Regions from separate parts of the Homo sapiens genome. Here region 1 is linked to region 2. A link is a loop called in an ENCODE intact Hi-C map of the cell type or tissue named here. Cell type or tissue: PC-3. All regions are shown on one strand. Each heading gives the region's core, and the rest is flanking DNA. Links, peaks and the distances in the headings are about the cores only.

What was found. A loop is a pair of places that touch in the nucleus more often than their neighbours do. Peaks named below come from ENCODE experiments on the same cell type or tissue, not always from the same donor. Only the 100,000 strongest peaks of a DNase experiment are listed, where the experiment ranks them.
Region 1: a loop joins it to region 2, with 33 times the contacts of the local background. A loop is called at or near these places in 30 of 110 quality-filtered maps.

Annotation. Positions count from the first base shown.
Region 1 is chr6:81,754,579-81,766,730 of GRCh38, forward strand. LOC105377873 (a long non-coding RNA gene) reads right to left here. Exons shown (of 3, transcript XR_942729.3): 3 at 5,717-9,979. LOC124900219 (small nucleolar RNA SNORA70) reads left to right here and starts at 9,446; the gene lies at 9,446-9,578. In PC-3, for the core only: no CTCF peak of the experiment used is centred there; no DNase peak of the experiment used is centred there; H3K27ac peaks cover 697 bases.
Region 2 is chr6:82,171,831-82,183,982 of GRCh38, forward strand. It overlaps IBTK (inhibitor of Bruton tyrosine kinase), which reads right to left. Exons shown (of 29, transcript NM_015525.4): 26 at 10,049-10,198; 27 at 1,537-1,608; 28 at 550-682. Among named protein-coding and RNA genes, the nearest start is that of IBTK, 70 kb to the right of the region's middle. In PC-3, for the core only: a CTCF peak has its summit at 6,422; no DNase peak of the experiment used is centred there; H3K27ac peaks cover 487 bases.

The DNA.
Region 1 (12,152 bases), core at 4,186-9,185, 420 kb before region 2:
GGAAAGAGGAGAAGAGCGTTATCTACAAAGGGAAGCGTATGGAGTTGGAGAATGTTTGAGGAAGGATATGTACACTCCCGTGATTAATAAATGAGATTGGTAGTGCCTTGAGATAAGGTTTATGAGTACCAGGAACTTATTGAACACGTCTGGGCTATAACCTGTTTAGCTCCTTAACATAATACCTAATTTAATCTTCAAGAAGAAGGTATTTCCATCTCCTAGGGATCTAGAAACAGAGGAATCCAAGAAGTTAAGAAACATTCCCAAGTTCCACAACTAATAAGTTGTGGGGTCAGGCCTTTAACCCAACCCATTTGGCTGTGAATGCTGTTTAGTGGTCATTACGGGGTAACGAGTGGTCTGTAGCTTATCAGTACCTTCTTATTGGAAAACAAGACAAGCACAAATAGGAAGAAGGAACGATGGGGAGGGGAGGGAAGGGGAGGGGGAAAAGAAGAAAAGGAAATGGAGGAAGGGAGGGGAAGGGAAGGGAAAAAGAAAAGAAAAGGGGGGGAAGAGAAGAGTAAAGAAGAAAAGAGAAGAGAAAAGAAAAAGAAAAGAAAAAAGACCTGTTAAAAATGTTTCTTTCAAAGACCGGTATGAATTCTGCCCCTTCTTAAAACAAAGCCAAAGTAATAGATCGTATATTAGACACGCTGTACTTTAAAAACCAAGGGTGTGTGCATGTGTGTGTGTTTAGCTCTACTACAATTATTTTGTACTTTATTTTTACCCTTGCTCCAAAAACTGAAAATAAAGAAGACTCTTAGAGCTGATGGACACCTGCCTATGCATACCCAGGATTTCGTTCTGTAGCACCAAAGGAATCTGCATTTTGGCAAGCTGTCATGGTGATCCTGACACAAGGGCCCAGCCACACTTTGCGCTGCACTGAGAACAGCCACCATAGTCCAGTTCTCTAAGTGGGGACCCTCCCCCAAGCAAAGGCTGATCCCATGGCCATTCCCAGAAATGGAGGGCACAACTGAGAGGTGGAAGCACAGCATGAAGCTGGACTTGCAGGGCCCGCTTACGTGCTATATGCTGTGCTGGGGAGAAGAAGATAATCCCAGCAGCAGTGTGCCAAGACCGCCTCTCCCCCAAGCATCCAATGCTTTGTGGCTGACACTTCCTTAAACCTTTAACAAAACATTCCCCCTTTCCCAACCATAATCCAGACCCTACTGCCTCCTGCATTGGGACATCTGGGATATCTTACTTTTGGCAATGCCTTTGTGGGCAATTTAATCTTTGACTGGATTAATATGTGCCTGATACATAGTGACCAATCATTACATACTGTTGAATGAAAGCATATGTTGTTCACTGTCCCACTTTTTCCTGTCTTCAAACTGAAATAATATTTACATTCTAGGAAAAAATATCCATCCTTAAATAAAATTGCATATTCTGCTATTGAAACCATAATTTTTTTCTAGATAACCAAAATAATTATGAAATGAGAACGCCTATACTTTCCAAATACATTCACAACTAAGATATTTCTCAACACAGTTACTCTTAGATTAAATTTAGATGCAAAGTTGCTAAATTTTTCCCCCAGGCTTTAGCTTCTGAACCTATTTGATAAATTATTTACTTTCTCCCACTTAAAAGGAAAAAAAAAAACACCTGTGGCAATATGAAGCTCTTAGTTGATAAAGTTAAGACCACCACAAAACTGAAATACGGACAGCCTAAATTTAAACTGCTTTCTAAGCGAGCAGAAAAAAAGTCCTTATCCTGAAAGTTTTAAAGGAAAGCTTTGCATAGAATTTTGAGAAAGAAACACTTATAATTAGTTCATCTTATTTTTAAAGTTACAGTAACAATCAATCTGGACTTAGCAAAATAAGATGTTCAGCTTCGGCCTTAATGATAGTTATTATTATTGAGTTTGTTATTATATCCCAGAAACTCTGCTAAATATTTTATATACATTATTTTTTCTAAACTTTCTCTAAAAACCAGAGCTGTACACATTATATCTCCATAGGAAAGATAGGGCATAAGAAGGTTAAGTAACTTAGAGAAATCACAGAGCCTTGGTTCAGACCCATGCACGTCAGTTCCTTACATTCTGTGACTTGGCTTGTCCCCAGTCTTGTCATATTCCTCCTAGACTTAAACTTGAGCTGGAACTGCACTCTGATTCTTCTTTCTTTCCAAGTTCTGGACATTCAGGTTGGGCATAACTTTGGAGACCAAGTGATTTTATCCTGAAACAACTGCTGAGGGCCAGAATGCACAATGACCTGACAAAGCAGATGGCCACTTCTTCCCCAGCAGCCACGAATGACCTCTGTGGCAGCAGAGAGCTAGCAAGCCAGCACCTTATGGAGAATTTGCAACAAACACCAGACACACTGAAACACAATGGGGTGTTTGAAGACTGCCCCATGTTCAATTAGTGGTACTTTCCCCTTCTTGCCCTGCTTCCTACCTTCTCAAAAATGGTTTCAGAAGATGGGAAGCCACCAAATATGAAATTATTCATTCAAGTTCATACCCAGAAGGAGAGATAGAAGAAAAAAGCACCCACCAGCCCCCACCCCGCCGCCACACACAAAACCTGCCATTAAGCCTGCTACTTCCCTCTCTCATAGCATTCTAGCCAGTCTCCCCCAACATTCCTGTCCTGCTTTTGGTCTTTCCACACCAGCCCTCTCCACTGTCTCTCTTGATTTTCCACCTTCTACCACTTCTGCTCTTGGAACCTTTCTACAAAAAGTGGCATGTACTTCTAGAAGCACCCTGCAATGCAGGCAGAGCAGTGGTAGTGTGAAGAATTTGAGTACTCCCCCACCCTTGTCTGTCCCCCACCTATTTGCTGCCTTTGTGGTGCAAATCCTAGTAATTCCAGAGACCACTGGGGTATTGCATGCTTTTCCAAGCATGCACACACATATGCCTTCTTTGCAGAGTAAACTGAACATCTCTCTGCTGTCCAGTTAGTGTTTGTAGAAAAGCAACTGATCAAAGTGCTTCATGTAAAAATTAAAACTCACTTGGGAAAATAAATTACCTGTTTTCACAGGGAAATGGTGCTTGTGAAATGACGTTTCCTATGTTTCTTCAGAAAATAAAAAATGTTTATTCATTATTCAGGGCCTGTGGAAGATCGGCAACATCCTATGTCATACAGGTTAGTTTGGGAAAAACCATCCAATGTATTACTTGTATATTCTTTGTAATCAACAGATTAGCTTTTATAGTTTTAAACTTTTCAACCCTTTTTCTTCTATATCATCTCATTTTATCTTCAAAACTGTGCTGATCAGCATGAAGTTCTAAGTTTAGAGATGAAGAAAGGCTAGATGATCTTCCCTATATTTACACAGCTAGTTATGGGAAAGTTAAAGTTAGACTCAGTCGCCCTCATCATGCGGCAAAAGCCCTTCTAACCACACTGTTTAATCTTACATCAGTGTGAGTGCATTTAAATGATCAGCATCAAACAGCTAAGTTTAAAGAGATCCTGTAGCGACACAGAGGATTTTTTATGTGGGCTACGTTCTCACCTGTGGACATAGTATAAAGCATCATTACTCTACTGTTGAGCATCTTATAAGTGTAATATCCTAAGATTTTATTTTAAGTGTGTTTATTTGAAGTATATGACCACATAAAAATAACTCCATTGAGAGTTACAGATCAGTGAGTTTAGGAAATTTAATATGCAAGCAGCAAATATGGTCAGACAGACCTACATCATCACTCTTATAATCGAACTTGGTTTGGATTGTCCTTTAACATAATTCTTCATCAGAAAGACTAGCTAGTATTTTCTTATGCTATTATCAGTGTTATTATGCCAGAAGTTCTTCCTGTTGTGACATCTCTGTGAAATTTTGCCGTTTCAATCAGTGTTGCAAGGCGCATGGACCAGACTGTTTTCCTTACTCCAGACAAAAAAGACATTCAAAAGTTACATTCATTTGGCAAAACGTAAACTAGAAATACACTGTATTTTCAAAAACCATCAAATATGAATAAGTAAACTTTAATATTTGTATTATAATTTTTTTGTAAATTTGTGCTGGAATATGTTTAACTGCTCTGAAGAAAGTGTTGATTTTACTTATGGAAACTGTAAGGTTTTGTGAAGAGTACAAGGGAAGAATATAATATATTATTTCTCTTTTCTAGAAGGAATTTAGCCAAAAATGTTTGGGTACCTTGTAAAAAATAAGGCTGTATTCAATGAGTATGTTATATCCAGCTCATCTTGATATATTTTCAGCCTATTCTTACCTGTTCAACATATGTTGATACATTTTTTAGCTACTGATAGTTGATTTTTTATATGAGATTTAAACTTATGGCAGCTGTAGAAGGCCTATTTACTCATATGTATACATAAACCATACATTGATTCAATAATGCATATTTGTTTGAAATAACCTTCTTAGTGTTATTTCTACCATCACTTGTTTTTATCTTTTCCTATTAACTTCCTTCCCTGACCTCAAAATTATCTGTTGCCAAACAAATTACAAATTAAATAGTACAACTAATGTTATCTTGATGTTTGGGAGAAATTACTATGGAATATGATAAGCAACCAAAAAACACATCGTCTTAGAAAGTCTGAAAAACTGAACAAAACATAATAACTAAACAAAAGTTTCTCTTGAAGCTACTCAGAAAATGGACATTTTTAAAACATTTAAAAAAAGAACTGTTCAAACCAGACTCTACGAAGAAAAATATGACTACCTTAAAAACCCTGAGATTGTTAAGTGTAAGTATGGAAACTAGCTGTGGACTTTCTATAGGAAGTCACGCTAAGATGCCAACATTTATTCTGGTAATATGGAATAAAAGAAATTCATGTTTTCTTTCCTAACAAAAGAAAAGGCTTCAAGATGCTAGTAAATTAGGCATTAGCCGAGAAGGTGTAGAGGAGAACAAAAGCTATAAAAGTTATTGATATTTGAACCATGAAAGTGTCTGGCTGGAAGAGATCAGTTTCCAATAAACTACAACTCCTGCAGGGGAGCTGGGAAATAAAAGAGAATTTGGATTGACACATGATTAAGAAGGCTGAATATTGATAGTTTAGATAAGTAAGATATCCCTAAAGGGTAATAGAACTGCCCTCTAGGTTTTGAAATTCATAATTATTTATGGAAGTGAATAATTGATTAGCATAAAAGTGATATTCTTAACATAAACTCATGTCAAAATATTAGAAAGGGAAAAAATATATGGCACTCAAGATTCTTTTCCCAACAATTTCTCCCTGATTTCCATTGAAATTCCAAAGATTTTGGTGGGTTTTTTTTTTTTGTAATTCACTGGAATTAACTCAGCAACCACATCCCACTCTATTTACTTATTGTGAGATCTTTGTGAGCAGTAGTTCGTCATCCTCACACTGACTAGATATGGATTGTGTTGCTGTGTTTTAAAAAAGAAGTATTTCTTGCAAACACTTATGACTTGTCTATGTCTTCTACAAGTCTGGACATGTCTTGGAACATTATCTGTGTTCTGTGGGTTACAAGGCTTGTCGAGGTCAAAGTACTCAGACATGAGACAGGCACCTTGTATACTCCAGAGAGCTAGAAATACTTGGAGATTAAGTCTAGTCCATGCTCAGAGTAGTGCAGAATAGTGTATGTATTTTTAATTCACTATCTTAAAAGTAAATGATAACGTTAAGAATAGTATATTTCACTTTAGTTATTATACATTTATGATTTTTTATATGAGATTTTAATGTTTCAAAGAGATGTTTAAAAATGGTAGATACCCATTTTTCTAGCATCATTTTTATATACTAAATTCAGAAACTTTGTAATTGCCATATAAACTTGTGGAATCATGGAAATCATTTGAATAAATATACTATCATAATATTTGAATTATGTTTTGTAGTACATTGCATTGTATTTCATTATATATATATATAAAATAACTCTAGACCAAGTGCAGGAATGACATAAGAATATTTCCGACATAAAAGTAATTACCCTTTGCATATTGGATCGGTCATTATTTTCAGTCACGCATTCTTCATAAATCAAAGAAATTGAGTTACCATGACTAATTCTTAATCCACTTTGAATCTAAAGATAGCAGACATTTGAATTCAAAGTTTGAAAAACTAATTATTTAGATGTTTTATATACATCATATTTAACAGCCAGATATCTGGCTAAACTTCTTGTTCTTACTCAACTAAAATGGAAATTTTAGTTTTCTTCTAAATTTAATTAAAGATCGATTTGATCCAAACATTTACTCTGGAACTCACATTATAGATTTTGAGTGCCTGTATTGATCAAATTACCCAGAGGCTTTACAAACTGCACTTTATACTGCACTAAAACTTGAGTAAGCCTGGCCTTTGACTCCCCTCCTAATATAGGGCATGGCCCCCTCCCTACCTGTGGGCTGCAGAGTTGAGGGTGGGTGGGGGAGAGCACTGTACAACATAGCCTCCTTGGGAAGTTAGAGTATGTGTGCACACATGTGCTCATTAACTCCCCTAGATTATTTGTTCTTTCACAAATCTTTCTCATTTCCTATTCATTAATACAAATAAATGACTGTTGAATCAATCTAGTGCCATCACCACTGCAACAGACACCTACTGTAAATTCTTTAAGTCTAGTAACTATGGTTACTTAAAAATCACCTAGCAAATAATATAGATTAAATAGCCTAGATATGTTCTGTGTGTCGGATAAAAGTACTCTTTTTACTTAGGGGGATAACATTTTCAGTTGGAATATAGTCAGCTTTAAAATTTTAGTAAGTATCCTCAAAGTTTCCAGTGATTATTTGATGACTCACTTCTAAAGCCTCAGCTACATATGATTAATGGGATTTTACTGCAGATTTAACTTGTCCATCTATTGTTTATCTTTTAATGCTTCTGGGAATACTCCAGAAGCTTCCACCACTATTCTGTTTTTTAATCAAGTGACATATGAAAATTAATCAATTTTGGATTGCAAATTGTGCTCTCATACATGGGATACAGAATTAAAAACATACCATTTCCTTTCCTGAGGATGCTTACTCAAATTCTACAATAATAAGCATATAGCATATATACATTTTGACTAAGACTTTTGTTCTTATTATACTTTAAGGACATTTAAGTATAGTGAATACGTGTCCTAAATCAAAAATAAAAGTATGTGGCCCGACAACTAATATGCTTATAAGGACAAAGGGGCAGTCTATTTGAAATCTCTTCACGTCTTCAGAAATCTGAGATGTATGGTGTTCTTCCATCCATTGTATAGAATTATGCTTCTTTCTTCAGTTCATTCCCATAAAAGCCTCCCTGACAGCAACATTTCTTATTGTCTATTGGCTATTAAGTTACAGCAGAAATTAAATATGGGGAATTCATTCAATATTCACACACCCACAGATATTCTTCCACTTAAAATTAAAGGCTTTTGCATACCTAGTTGAAAGCTGACCATAATGTTAATTTTGTAAAACTGAAATGTAAATTATTCTCCCTAAGCCTATGGACAAATGTAGTATCTCACTGAAAAACATTGTGGCCTTCTCAAACACAGAACCCTCCTGATGCCACTTTGTGTTTTTTAAAAATCAGTTTGGGCTAATAAATGCCCATAAAATATTTTAATATATTTAATTGCTCTAGGAAATTAAATTGAACTTTAATTACAATTAAGTAGAAGATATCAAATATAATGCCATTAGACCATGAGTTGGTTCAGCATCTGTGTTTGATTACATTACCCAAACACATGAAACAGTCAAGTTTCTAAGCTGGTCAACCCCTGCAGGCAGTGACCTGCTGTTTCTTGCCAGTTGAAGTCTGTTTCTGTGTTATTGCTCTTACTGTCAGTAGATGATCCTCACAGTTCCATAAATGCTATTTAACTCTCTATGGTTTCCTATATTTCTTATCTGCTTCATTGTTCTAGAAAAAGATATTCTTTAAAAAAAAAAAAGAAAGGAAGAGGAAGAAAAAGAATGAAAGAGACAGAGGCAGGCATTTGTTGCAGAACTTCACAAACTATGACTAGTCAGGATTTAGGTAATAGTTCAAACCCAAGCCCCAAAATAGCCAGTTCATTTTGTTTATAATAAATTGCAAATCAAAGCAACCTGGTCTGAGGAAGAAAATGGCTTTGTTCCAATGATCTAGAGGCACTAGAGATCAGCTGTCCATGATCCTTTAACCTACGGCAAGGCCATCTTAGTTAAGGCCACATCTTCCTCATTATTTGTTTCTTGGGAAAAGTCAGTGGCTGACGTGGAAACAGCTGAGTGCGTTATTCTAAAATTAAGTGATTAAATCACGAGGCTGAGAATAGGATGCAGGAAACCTGGGGATGGATTTTTTTTCTCATTCTTGAAATTGATTCTTGCTATGAGAACTTATAACAATTAGTCCCATTAAAAGCAGCCCATACTTAATTTCAAGTGGCCACAGTAAACTCTTCAAGGTTGAGACTTGGAGGAAAAAAAAGTAAAAATACTTAGCACAAATCATTACTGAGGAATTAAAAGGAATCAGAAAGATGGGAATCATTGGGAACAGCACTCACAGTACATGTTAGAGCTTTGAAGAAACACTCCCCTAGTGCTTAGCTGAGAAGGGATAAGCCCAAGATTGTGACAGAAGGCCAGGCTGGAAAAACAGAATGGCCGGTATTAGATGAATGTAAATATGTAAATATGCCTTAGAGTATGCCTTAGAGCATGCTAAATGTGCCTTGAAACATGTAAAGTATGCCTTAGAGAATGCCTGGTCCTTTGTAGGCACTCAGGCCAGCTAACTCATCTGCAGGAGCTGGATAGAATGTAATGCTTAGGCATGGAGACCAGCAAAGGCAGAAGAAGGGGCAAAACCCAGGTTGCTCTCCTTCTAGGCATCAGGCCCATGGGAGTTCAAAGATGTTCTCAATCTTACACTGTGGGAGTTATCTCTCAGGGCATCCAGTTTGAGCCTAAGGCAAATTTGGCTGATTCCAAGTTCTACCTGAACTCAAAAACAACTATTATAATATATCCTGCATCTCCATCCTGCAACTGGTGGCTAGTGAGGAGTGATACCATGTGAAAATATCTGTTTGTAGATTTGGAACTGCTGCGGCAGAAATAGGGACTTTTAGTCTCTAGGACAAAGAAGCTTGCAGGTCCCCTTCAACAGTACTGCCCTTGTACAAAGCCAGAAAATTATCTGTGATCTTTATAGCACAGGAAGGACCTCCAAGCTAGAGAAGGGATGGTTCAAGGATGGAAACATCTTTCTTATTAAAACACCACATAAAATTCTGTGAGTTCTGAATCAAGAAAGAACCTCCAGCTGGTGGGAGCTGACCCCACCAGCAACCTCTGACTCTTTTCTATGAACACTGCCTTTCTCTAGAGTTCTGTCACTCTGATTACCACTGTCACCCCGAATTCTGGAACTCAGCAGACTTTTAAAATTATTCATCTGCAGTCAATTAAGCCAGCTGTACTCCTTTCCTCACAGGGGCTCGGTGTAATGGCTGCAAACAACAGCCTCCTTTGTTGTATACACAGCTTGTTTCTTGTATGGGTTGCTCTAAAGAACATAGGAGACAGCCGTTTCCAATGTATGTTTATGCCTCTGACCTTTGACCTTGCACTGTTCCCATTGTAGGCTCCAGACAGGTGTGCAGGGTATCTCTAGAAAGCCCCAGGGTACCATGGCCAGAATTTACATTGGTAAGTCATCATGTCCATCCATACCAAGGTGCAGAACAAGGAGCATGTGACTGAGTCCCTACACAGGGCCAAGTTCAAGTTGCTTGGCCACATCACAAAGAAATGGGGCTCTATCAAGTTTAATGCAGATGAATCTGAAGACATGGTAGTTGAGAAGTGTCTTATCTCAGATGGCTGTGGGGTCAAATGCATCCCCAGTCATGGCTCCGCAACAAGTGTCAGGCCTTGCACTCAGGAAGGCTTCCACTGTTCTGCTGTCTCTTAGGCTCACCAATACTTTCTGACAAAGAAAAAAAAATGTTAGCATATGTTTAACCAAACCCTTTCTTTCCTTCATCCTTCTTATCAAAGTAGAGGCATGTAGAATTTTCCAAATTAATGTAATTCGGTATTACACAAAAATGAAAAGGCAGGCATTACAGGCAAGCTACATTGCGTAAAGTCACAATTCCAAAGTTTTAAGTCCTTGATCCTAAGATGAACATATCCAGCCCTAAAAGACTTCACTATCTCTTGCTGTGAGTCCTCCACCCACCCCCATCCTGCCTGTTATTTGGTCAGTTTTCTAGCTGTCATATTTTCTTTCCATCTTTCCAAGTGTGGTAAGTGTTCAAACAATGGGTTGAAATAAAAAATAAGAAGGAATGATCCACTGTAACTGGGATGGTTAAAAAAGGTGTCTTTGTAGAGAAAAGACCAGACTAAAGAGTAAACACCAGCCAGTCATGAGAAGTTGAGAAAAGAGTGTTCCTGGCAGAGGGAGCAACTTGTACCTGGGCAGGCAAGAATCTCTTGTACTGGAGGAACTCAAATGTGTTCTATGGAACCAGAGCATGCAGAGGAAGGGAGAGATGGCATGAGATTAGGCTGAACAGAATGTCAAAGTTCAGATCATGTAGGTTGTGGTGAGGAGTTTGAAAGATTTTAGATTTTTTGTGTAAGTGTTAGAAGCTATTGAAGGCTTTGAGCAGGAGAGTTGCATGACTGGATTTATCTTTTGAGATCCTTTTTGCTGCTGTATGGGGAATTCATGAGGGAAAAATAGAAGAGAAATGGGTTAATAGACTGCTGCAGATATCTGGGCAAATGATGATACTATCTTAGATTACTGCTATTCAAACTGTAGGTCACAACCCATCAGGGTTATATAGTCATTTTAGTGTTTTTTTTTGTGTAATGTAAGATATAATTACCTTTCTTAGAAAATATCATCTTTTTTTTTTTTTTAAATTTTAAAGCTGGGTGTCCTGGGGGAGACATCACATGTCAGCAGGTTCCGTGATGTCCCCTGAGCTGAAAAACCAGCAAGTTTTTATTAGGGATTTTCAAAAGGGGAGGGAGTGTATGAATAGGGTGTGGGTCACAGAGATCACATGCTTCACAAGGTAATAGAATATCACAAGGCAAATGTAGGCAGGGCGAGATCACAGGACCACAGGACCAGGGCGAAATTAAAATTGCTAATGAAGTTTCGGGCTCCAGTACATATAAAGAGACTTATTAAGAAAAGATCATCTTAATAAGTCTCTTTATATGTACTGGAGCACATTGGATTTAAAATTTTGGGATATGCTTTTAACCCGATGAGAAAATAGGTTAATAATAAATTGTCACTGAAAATCAGAAATGTGACTTGGAAAGAAAAGGTACATGTCATGGGCAATTACAGATGCAGAAATCCTTTAATTATAAAGCATGCCCTTACCTGAGGAACTTTATACTATGCTGACATGAGGCTACATCTAATAATAAGCCTTTTCATTTTACACACACAAACACACACCCACGATCTATGAACATGTTAAGACCCATATGTTCAAACAACCCATTTACAAATTGCTAGATGGGACCAGCATGAGCGCCTTACTCCCTTCACCAAATGAAGAAAGCAATTTTGTTATTTCATCACCTTTCTTCTTCCTGGAGTCCTGACAGCATCAGTTATAACAGCATGCCTCTTTTCCCTCATTTTATCAAACACCAGTCTTGCATTTGAGTAGGTGACAAACAAAGATGGCAGCTGTATTTTCCTAGTAGAATCTTAGAGCTCTTCAGAGTCACAAGAATGAGCCTCTAATGGCAGAAAATTAAATCCTAGAGGAAATAACACTAATGGCTACTTAAGATATCTTCCCCCATTGCTTCTCAATCCAGACCACTTAGGTAACTGCATATGTTGTTGTCCATGCATTTTGATAGAGCCATCCAGAGAACCACTCCTGACCTGAGTAGTTGTGCTGCTGACTCTACTGTAAAGCCATTCCTGTGCCAGATGAACCACAGAATTTCAGCAAGTAAGGAGCTAAAGACAGGGGAGCGTTGTAATCTTCAATCTGTTTCTTCATTCTCAAACCTCACAATGTTGGCTCTTTCTGCAGAATTTCAGTTTGTGTTTTATTCACTGAGGAAGTCTGGTACGTAGAAAAGCTTCCTCTTAGCATAGATAAGGCTAA
Region 2 (12,152 bases), core at 3,707-8,706:
TTCATTCATTCCAATAGCTTTATTCTGTGAGATACTTTCTGTTGTTGTACAAGTCTTCTAAATCTTGCTTCTGAGCTTTCCAGTGCTACTATGCGTCTTTTCTGTTTCCAAGCCTGGCTGTCTGGTCTTTCAGCTAAGTCTATGGAATCTTAATATCCCTCAAATAAATTATCTTTTCCTTAAGTTAGCCAGAGTGGGCTTCTGTTGCTTACAATCTTAGAATTCTTACTGATACAGAAGCCAAGTGCAGCACTAGAGAATACTGCCAAATTCTCTACTGGTCATTTTAAAAAAACTAAAATAATCCAAAGTATCACCAAAGCAAAAATATAAGCTTTATCATAATTTATTAGTCATAAATTAATTGCCCTGAATATCTACAACTAATACATACACTGCTAGATGCCTCAGTTTAATTTTACCTGGCATTTACATTTTAATTTCATAGATACAAGCACCTGTCCAAAACAAACAAACACGATTTTCTTAAAACCTAAGTAGGAAATGTAGTTCTTCTCTAAATTAAACCCTACTAAGTATGTTATTTACCTGAATCAGAGCCAACGGTTTTTCTCGACTTCTAATAAGAGCTGCTTCTTGTTGTAGTTCTTCTTCTACAATAGATGCAAAAGTGACTGGGGCTACCATGGATGGAGCAGTCACTGAAGAAGATAGCCAGGGACTGAAAGAATAATAATAATGAGTTTCATTCATCTTCCTAAATTTTTGCATGCAAAATTTTCTCTGAAATACTTTTTAGCAATGCTACAATTCTTTCCAGTGACCTACAATGAACGAACCTGGAAGCTTTCACAGAGATTACAGAATGATGAGTTTCACTCATCTTCCTAAATTTTTGCATGCAAAATTTTCTCTGAAATACTCTTTAGCAATGCTACAATTTTTTCCAGTGACCTACGATGAGCGAACCTGGAAGCTTTCGCAGAGATTACAGAATGATGAGGTGAGAAACAGAAAAACAGAAGAACTAATGTTTTATTTGGACCAGTATTAGAGAGAAAATTTTGGAAAGTACCAGGAAATGGGGAGGGAGCAGAAACAACATAACTGAACAGAAAGGTAACTCAAACTACAGTACGGAGAGGATACAAGTAATACATTCTACTCAATACCATACTATTCCCAATTTCTTAACATTCTCTTATTCTCTTTTTTTTTTTTTTTTTTTGAGACAGAGTCTCACTGTGTCGCCCCGGCTGGAGTACAGTGGCATGATCGCGGCTCAATGCAATCTCTGCCTCCCAGGTTCAAACGATTCTCCTGTCCTAGCTTCATGAGTAGCTGGCATCACAGGCATGCGCCACCATGCCCAGCTAAGTTTTGTATTTTTAGTAAAGACAGGGTTTTGCCATGTTGGCTAGGCTGGTCTTGAACTCCTGACCTCAGATGATCCACCCGCCTCAGTCTCCCAGAGTGCTGGGATTATAGGCATGAGCCACTGCACTCAGCCTTAATGTTTTCAATGCTAAGCAGCAACTTAGCTTTGGAGGCCCATAACTTATCAATTAACCTTACTTGGGACTGTCTAGAAGTGGTAAATCTGAAATATGGTTGCCTTCTGGTCCTGGGGTACCATGGGTAGAGCATCTGCAAAACAAATGCCAAAATTAAAGATTAAAGCTTCTAGTAATATTAGTCAAACTGCTTATTAATAGATACAGAGGAAGAATTGTAAACTCCTGACTCCAGAGGCAAATTAAATGAGTGCAGTCAAGCTTACCTTTAAAATTATAAGTAAACAAAATAATCTATATTTATAAAACCTTCTGTATAAAATATCATAGAGAAAGATACTGCAAGAAATAGCCTATTTCTAATAATAAATATATATATACACACACCAGATAAACCAATAATCTCTAAATCAGATAATTAACAGCCGAATTTTGTAAGGAACTAATATACTTTATGAGCAAAGGATTACAGATAGGACAGAAATATAAAATATGATCTTTACCTTCTAAGAATTCACAAGCTAGTTGAGGAAACAACATACAAAATGACATATAAAATAACAGAACAGAATTTAAGACAGTATAACAAATTGAGTCACACTGGCTATAACAACTATAAAAATCACAATATTTAATCATTTGAGAGGGCCTCATGGATGGAATGAACTTGAGAAGATAATAAAAAAGAGGTATATGATGAAAGCAGTAAGAAGCATTCCAGTAAGGAGAAAAACTTAAAAAGGTACAATACAGATGGACCTAATTATGGAATTTTACAGCTAGAAAGGTCCCTAGAGATTATCTAGATTGCTCCAATGCTCTCTTTCAGCAATGAGAAAACTGAGGACTAGACAGGTTTAACAACACAAAGTCAAACAGAGAGTAAATTAACAGGACCTAAAATATTGACTTCGTGATTCATTTATACACATTTATTGAGCATGTCAGGATTACTGTAGGTGCTAAAAATCAGGCTGATTAAAACCCAATCTTCTCCCCTCAAAAAATTCTGATGGGGAAGATTTAAAAATATACTTAAGCAATGATAAAACAATGTATAAAGTACTATGGATGCACAGAAGAAAAAATACAATATGGAAGATTGTATATACTGATGGCTTCACTGAGGAAATGACATTAAAGCTGAGGAGACGTACAATTAGAAAGAATTTTGGTTGTACAAATACATGGACCTAAAAAAGATTTCAGTTATTTAAGTAAAGGCAGGCTGTTCTCTTCAATAAGCAAAGAATGCCTGAATTCAGGGTAAGGAAGAAACTTAAAGAGAAATAAAGTTTAAAAGAAACAATAGAGCCAGAGTACAAAATGCACTGAAAGCTAAAATGTTTAGCCCTAATGTGTGGGCAAACAAATTTACTAAAAGCCTAAGTACTTCATGTGTATTATCCCATTTAATCTTTGCAATACCCTGTGAAGAAAGCATATATTAACTATTATAGAGATTAAAAAACAAACTCAAAGAATATTATATAATTTGTCTGATTAACAAGTTAGATAAGTAGCAGAGAGATAACAAAAATCTGGTCTTTTTGATTTAGAGTACAGTGTTTTTTCCATGATCACACAGCTACCTTTATTTTTACTATTCCCCTTATTCTGGAATATATTCCACTTCAAATGTCTTCTCACTCTTTTACAGTTGGCTCAAATGTCACCTTCTCTCTCCTCCTACAAAACTTCAATCATTATGATAAAGCATCACACACTGTTATTATTGTTTACATGTCAATCTTAACTGCTAGACTAGTCTCTTGGGGAACAGGACTGTGTTTCATTCATCTTTGTATCTCAGTGTCCACCAGAATACTTGGAAATAGTCGTTTATGAAAAATTAATTAGAAAATTAACGACTGAAACAGAAACTCAAAGGGTATTTTTTTAGTATACGATAATGAAAAGCAGAGGTTTTTAGGTTCTTTATTGCTTTAAATTACTGATAACTTTTCTTAGAGATATAAGTACTGAATTACAAACTGATATAAGCCTTGTAGTAAGCCTGCATGATAGGTATTACTACTCTCATTTCCATATTATGAAACTGAGGTACAGAAAGACTCAGAAAGAGCTGTATAATGTTATACTGAATCTCAAATATGTTTCCTAAGACTACAATTCCATAACTTTTTCCACTCATGATGTTTCAACGGATAATTTCATTAATTACAAATTTATCCAATGTGGAGTCTGTCAAAATTTCTTCTTAAAATGAACCAAATTTGTCAAATAAAATAGAGCTATGATTAAACAAATATCAAAAACATTCTAAACTTTCAAATAATAAATATAGCATTATTGAGTTTTCAACATTAGCAACATAGAAGTAGATATCGCAAGAGACAATCTGTAGAAAATTTAGCCTTCTGAAAATAAACAGCAACATAAAAAGGTTAACTGAAATTTTCCTTAAAAGATTTTTGTTCTGGCCAGGTGCAGTGGCTCACGCCTGTAATCCCAGCACTTTGGGAGGCCGAGGCAGGCGGATCACCTGAGGTCAGGAGTTCGAGACCACCCTGACCAACATGGAGAAATCCCATCTCTACTAAAAATACAAAATTAGCCAGGCTTGGTGGCGCATACCTGTAATCCCAGCTACTAGGGTGGCGGAGGCAGGAGAATCGCTTGAACCCAGGAGGCAGAGGTTGCGGTGAGCTGAGATCAAGCCATTGCACTCCAGCCTGGGCAACAAGAACGAAACTCCATCTCAAAAAAAAAAAAAGATTTTTGTTCAAACCAAAAAACATTAATATTGTCACATTTACACTTTAAAGGAACTAAATTATTCTTTGCTCAGTTGGCCTTAAAAAAATTGTACTGGCTTAATTAGAAAGATTTTTATATCAGATTGGAGCTGATATAATCACAGAATAATTTTTTTCTCACAAGTAGTTTTTTTCACTAATTAGAAACACAAGCTCAGCTGGGCACAGTGGCTCACACCTGGAATCCCAGCACTTTGGGAGGCTGTGGGCAGATCACCTGAGGTCAGGAGTTCGAGACTAGCCTGGCCAACATGGCAAAACCCTGTCTGTATTAAAAATATAAAAATCAGCCAGGCATGGTGGCAGGCGCCTGTAGTCCCAGCTACTGGGGAGGCTGAGGCTAGAGAATCACTTGAACCTGGGAGGCAGAGGTTGCAGTGAGCGGAGATCACGCCATTGCACTCCATCCTGGGTGACAAGAGCGAGAGTCCGTCTCAAAAAAAAAAAAAAAAAAAGAAACACAAGCTTACATTTTCTTTCCAGAATTACATAAGGGGACATTTCAGTGAAAGGAAAATGAGAAATAAAAGCACATGAAATAAAAAAGAATACCTAAGTAACAATAAACAAATAAAAATTGTACAAATTGCTCACTTTTAGATGTTAACACCCTCAAACAACATTGTCATTCTTGCCCTAACCTTGGAAAAAAATCACATTTTCTAGAACTAAAACAAGAATGTATAATTTGTGGAATTTCCTGAGATGAGTCCCCCACCCCTGGCACCCTAACTCCCCAAAGGACCATAAGCATTCCTATCTTCTTAACTCCCACGATTTCCTCTGTTTATACTGCCCCATCTTCTCTTATTTCTTCTTTTAAAAATCCCATCCTGTATTCAAAAGCTTATGACAATGAAAGGAATCAAGAATTAAGTGATCTCTTTTTTTCTAATGTTTTTCACATGCTTATAAATATAATAATAAAATATTTGGAAATGAATATAAAAAGTGCTTATGAACTGACCCAGCTCAAGCCCTTCTTCTGCAATGAAGTCTTCCTGACAACACCAGCCCATGCTCAGTTTTTCTTCTCAGAACCACTCATTTGGTACTTCATCATATTGTAATCTCTTTAATACTTCCATATTGTATCGTAATTTCTTTTTGTTTTGTTGTTGTTGTTGTTGTTGTTGTTTTTGGAGACAGAGTCTCACTCTGTCGCTCAGGCTGGAGTGCGGTGACGTGATCCTGGCTCACTGCAACTTCCACCTCCTGGGTTCAAGCAATTCTCCTGCCTCAGCCTCCCTAGTAGCTAAATTACAGACATGCACCACTATGCCTGGCTAGCTTATTTATTTATTTACTTATTTATTTCTCTTTTTATTTATTTATTTATTTTTTGAGATGGAGTTTCACTCTTGTTGCCCAGGCTGGAGTGCAATGGCACAATCTCGGCTCACCACAACCTCCGCCTCCTGGGTTCAAGCAATTTTCCTTCCTTAGCCTCCCAAGTAGCTGGGATTACAGGCATGTGCCACCCCTGGCCCGGCTAATTTTATATTTTTAGTAGAGATAGGGTTTCTCCATGTTGGTCAGGCTGGTCTTGAAGTCCCGACCTCAGGTGATTTGCCTGCCTCGGCCTCCCAAAGTGCTGAGATTACAGGCATGAGCCACCACGCCCGGCCTAATTTTTGTATTTTTAGTAGAGACAAGGTTTCCCCATGTTGGCCAGGCTTGTCTCAAACTCCTGGCCTCATGTGATCCGCCCACATCAGCCCCACAAAGTGCTGGGATTACAGGCATGAGCCACAGCGCCTGGCCCTTGTATCGTAATTTCATTCTTATTCTGTCATTTAACTTCCATGTATGTATATTAATATTTATCAACTAGATTTCAGACACATTAAAGGCTGCACCTATACATTCTACTTTTATATATACCCAACACAGGCCAGTACCAGGTAGCCCATAATTTGCAAATTAATGAATATTTTAGTTTGTCTGTAATGTTTAATATTTCCTTTTTAAAAAAGCATACTTATTATGTTTTCTATGATGGAAAAAAACCCTGAAACTCAAAGCTATCTGTCTTCTTTCTCAGAATCACTAGCAGTGATAGCCAAAGCTATTTAAAACATTAACTCCCATACCAAAAATACTGAAGCTATGGATATATCATACTGTCATAAACTCCATTGAGTCAAACTTCCAAAGCAGTATAACAGGGCACACTTATAATTAAGAGCCCTGATGTTATAGCACACTCTAGTGATCAACTATGAAACCACAGATCCATATTTTAAGTTCCATGACAAATCGTTATATATCTAAAGACTTTTTTTTAAGTTTCAATGAATATTAATATTTAAAATATAAAAATACAAAACTTATCTTAATTTTCATACCTTTAAATTGATATATCTAAGACATGCAATATAACTCACTACATTAGAAACAAATGTTACTTGAAACAGGGTTACAATTTCAATTAATTTACTCATTCATTCACCAGACTCACTGAGCACCCAATACATGCCAGAAGCTAATATGAACACTGGTAGTAAAATGATGAGCAAAGACAAACATCCTCCTTGCTCTCATTGAACATATAATTAAACATACAAACATGAAAATACTTAGAGTAGACAAATATTAAAGAATCACACTAATAAATATGGAACGTACAATAAAAAAGAAGTACTATGAGAACAAACAACAGCAAACTGCCCCAGTAAGTCAGACTTCTCCAAAGAATATAACTGAATAGATATTGAAAGAAGAGTCAGAGTCGTCAGTCTGTCAAAGAGTAAGGAGGTGGAAAGAAGGAAAGTGCATTTGAGAACTAAGAGAAGGCCAAGATGACTAGAATACAGAGATCAGGTTACAAAATCAAGTTAAAGACAGTTGGCAGGAGCCAGACTATGTAGGCCTTGAAGGCCATGTTAAGAATGCTATAGCTTTTCTCTTAAAAGCAGTAAACTCCAAATTTTAAAAAAGAACATACTGGCTTAATATATTTGGAGTAAAGAAAGGCAAGACCAGTCAGGAGGGTAACTCTGGTGGCCCAGGTGAAGTATCACACCAGACTGACTCAGAGGTGATAGCACTGGAGATAAAATTTAGTATATGGATTTGAGAAATATTTAAGAGATAAAAGTGGAATGCTCTAACAGTAGACTGAATATTTGTGAAGAAAATGGAAGTGCCAAAGACACAAATTCTTCCTATTTACTGAGGAAGAAGATTCCGAAAAAACAGGCTGTTCTATGTTTTGTCTATATTTTTGTTTGATTTTGGTTTTATGAGATGGGTATGAGGAAAACATTAAGTTTAGTTTTGGACATGAAGTTTGTGGTCTTTCTGAACATCCAGATAGAATGGTAGGGTCAATAAGAGATAATTAAGTCTAAAGTTCAGATGATAGATATGGGCAAGAGATATAAATTTTGAGACTTTAGTACATGTCTGACGACTGAACATATGCTCATTAAATGGATAGTGTAGAAAGAATATAAAGTGAAATAAGACGACGACCAGTAATTGAACTTCAAGTATGATGAGTCACATAAAAAGTGGATGGTGTTGGCAATACAAAGGTCACTGTTGAACTTAGCCTGTACTGGTACTGTTTCAGTTTAGTAATGGGGCTGGGAGATAGAATCAATTACGGACTGATTGGGAGGTGACAACTCTTTTGAGAAATCTGGCTGTGAAGTGGATGGAGAATTGGTAATGATAGGACAACTGATAGAAGAAAGTGTGCCCAGACCACATGAGAGACCTGAGCACATTCAAAACCAGAGGGGAAGAATCTAGTTAAAAGGAAAATGTTGAATCTTACACAAGAAAGGAAAGGGGTAATTAATAGTTTTCAGGCTTCTGAAATGGGAAGCATTAAGATAAAAGCACAGGTATTGGCCTAAGATAGGAGAGATAACTCTTCTATGACAAAACAAGAAAGGAGGATAGTTCTATATAGGCAGGGGCTAATTTGTTCACCATAGGCAGGGGCTAATTTGTTCACCACTGCAACTCTAGTACTTAGCATAATGTTTGACACAAAGCTCATAATCAATAAATGTTTGATAGACAATTTTAAGACTATGTACCTAGTTTTATATTTATAAGCCTATCATAATTATAATTGTAATTTATAAATATGCAAAAAGGCTTAATCTGCTTCATATGTTAGTATTCCATTTAAGGTTTTTTTATTTTGTTTTGTTTTGTTTTTTGAGACGGGGTCTCCCTCTGTCACTCAGGCTGGAGTGCAGTGGCACAATCATGGCTAACTGCAGCCTTTACCTCCCAGGCTCAAGCAATCCTCCCACCCAGCCTCCTGAATAGCTGGGACTACGTGCACATGCCACCAAGCCGAGCTAATTTATTTTTCTTGCTATTTTTTGTAGAGACAGGGTTTCATCATGTTGCCAGGCTGGTCTTGAACCCCTGGACTCAAGTGATCTGCCCACCTCGGCCTCCCAAAGTGCTAGGATTACAGGCATTAAGCCACTGAACTCAGCCTAAGATTTTAATTTTAAAATAGTATTTTAATGCTAGAAGTATTAGACAAGTTAGGGAGATGACTTCAGATATTTTTTGCTCTTTGATTTTCTGTATTGCAAGAAAACGGCTCAAGAACTTTCCGCCTAAATCTAAGTATCTGTAAAAAAGAAGACAGTCACAATAGTAACAATAAAAATATGCCTAAACATTTAATCTAAATCAGGAGTTTCCAAACATTGTTGTCAGAAGACTTTGATAGTTCCTCAGGACAGGTAAAGTGACATTAAACTAGTATAGCTCCCAGTCTCTGTTCCTTGCTTCAGTCAGAAAAGTTTATATTATCTGTTTGATGCACTTGAATTGGACATAACATATCTTACTTATTTTGTTTTGTTTTGTCTGAGACCAGGTCTCACTCTGTCACCCATGCTGGAGTGCAGTGGTTTGATCACAGCTCACTGAAAATACTGCTTTTAAATTATAGATAGATTTTGATGTTTCATGTAGGCATTTAAAATATGAAACTTTTTTTTAAATACATTGGACTTTCTAAAGCAGTATCAAAAATAGCTAGGCCAGGTGTGGCGGCTCATGCCTGTAATCCTAGAACTTTGGGAGGCTGAGGTAGAAGAACTGCTTGAGGCCAGGGGTTTGAGACCAGCCTGGGCAACATAATGAGACCCCCATCTCTACTTTCATGAAAATTAAAATTAAAAAATAGCTAGAGAAAAAATTGCAAATACCTAAAGGTCCATCAACAGATGCACAGATAAACACATTGATGTGGTATACCCATACAATGAAATACTATTCAGTAGTGAAACAGAATCAATGGATACCCATAACAGCATGAATAAATCTCAAAATAATTATGCTGAGTAAAAGAAGACAGATTTTACAATGGGTACATACTGCACGACCCTGCTGATATAAAACTCTAAAATGTACAAGCTAATCTTTATTGGTAGATTAGTAGCTGCTTGGGAGGGGGAAACAGAAGGAAGAGAGGAAGGGATTACAAAGGGACATGACAAAACATCTGAAAATGATGCTTATGTTCACTATTTTGAATGTTGTGTTGGTGTCATAGGTGTATATATACGCTGAAACTACAGAATGTATACTTTAAATATACGCAATTGATTTTAAGTCAATTATATCTCCGTAACCGTTTCAATTTTTTTTAAGTGGGGAAGGAATTTAAACATGCTAATTTTAATTCTGAATGTAAAAGAGTGTACAAAAAATCTGCCTCATAAAGTTTTAAGGATTATTTCAGAACATAAAACCACCACAGAATATTTTAAGGTAGAAAATGTATTAGTTTTAAGTTTGTTTTATTACCTGACAATTTTTGGTGCCTGAGAATTTTCAATTCCTTTAAAAGAAACTTTTTTGACATGATCGCCTGAACTATGGCTAGTAACAGACTTTTTTTCTTCTAGTAAGAAATCCCGGAATGACTTGGATGAAACTGAATGCAGAGAAGATGCCCTGCAAAAGAAAGCAAAGATCATGTTAAAACATCCATTTTGTAAAAGGGCATTGCTGGAAGTTATAAGAGAACAATAAGAACGTATACCAAAAATTTTACAATATACAATTGCAGTTTTCAATGTGATGTTGGATTCTTGCTGCCAATTGTGAAATATCCAAAACTATTCCATAAGAAAAACCAATCAATGAAGACCAAGTCTAGAGATAACTCAGATGTTAAAATTAGCAATATTAAAATAGCTATTACAATTATGCATCAGATAACAACAACAAAAGCTCATTAAAAATAGGTAAGTTCGGCAAAAGAAAAGAAACTATTAAAAAAAGAGCAAAATGAAAATTCAAGAATTTTTAATATATTTTTAAAAATTCACTGTATAGATGGAAGAGTCGGTAAACTTGAAGATAAACCAAAAGAAATTTTTGAATCTGAAAAACAAAAAAGAGAAGTTGAAGAAAATTATTCCATAGTGAGTTATAAGATAAAATCAAAAGGTCTGCCATATGTGTTAACTGAAGTCCCAGAAATAAAGAAGAGAGATACGGCAGAGAAAAAGAAACAATGGCCAAAATTTTCCCAAATTTGGTGGAAGATATAAATTTAAAGACTCCAGAATTTTGGCAAACCCCAAAAAAGATAAAACAAAGAAAACCATATTTAGGCACATAATAAATAAACAGCTGAAAACCAAAGCTAAACAGAAAATCTTGACAGCAGCCATAGAAACACAACACAGAATGAAAATGAGTAGCTTGTTATTTGAAACAATGAAGCCCAAAAGACGATGGAAAGGAATCTTTAATATGATGAAAGAGGTAGAGAATGTCAATCCAGAATTCTATATCTGAGTAATCTTGAAAGTAGGTCCTCTTCAAGTCATGCCTTGAAATGACTATAGCCCTGGCCAAACCTTGACTGCAGCACTGTGGAAGATCCTGAGTCAGAGGCATTCAGCTGAGATTCCTGACCCAAAGGAATTATGATAATAAATGTTGGTTGTTTTAAGCTGTTGTTCAAGTATAATCTGTTATGAAGCAATAAATAACTAATACAAGATATTACAGAAATTAAAAGGGTAATAAAGAAATCTTATAGAGCCAGGTACAGTGGCTCATGCCTGTAATCCCAACACTTTGGAAGGCCAAGGCAGGTGGATCGCTTGAGCCCAGGAGTTTGAGACCAGCCTGGCCAACATGATGAAACTCCGTCTCTACTAAAAATACAAAAATTAGCTGGGCATGGTGGCACACACCTGTAATCCCAGCTACTCAGGAGGCTGAGGCATGAGAATTGCTTGAACCTGTGAGTCAGAGGTTGCAGTGAGCCGAGACAGGGCCGCTGCATTCCAGGCTGGGTGACAGAGCAGGACTCTGACTCAAAAAATGAAAAACAAAACAGAGAAAAAAAAAAGATAGAAATGTTATAAACAACTTAACACAAATAAATTTGACAATTTACATGGAATAGACAAATATCTTTTTTAAAAAACTAAATTACTGAAAATAACAGAAAGTCTATATAGACTATATCTATTTTAAAAATTGAATTAATCTCACTAGGTTTTTTAACTGCAAAAATTGACAAACTGATTCTAAAATTTACATGAGAATAAAATATCCCAGATTAGCCAAAGCATTCTTTTAAAAAAAATAGAAAGTTGGAAGAAGACAAAACCAATTATGGTAATCAGGATAGTATAAGCTAGGTCTGAATGTATTTCCTCCAAAACTCATGTTGAAATGTAAATGTCACTGTGATTGTATTGTGAGATGAGACCTTTAAGAGGTGTTTAAGTTATGAGGGTGCCTCACAAACTGACTAATGCCATTATCACTGAGAATGGTTAACCCTTTTTGCTGTCTCTCACCCTGCTGGCATATGCCTTCCACTATGCTATGAAGCAGGAACAAGGCTCCTGCCAGATGCCAGCACCTTGATATTGGACATCCC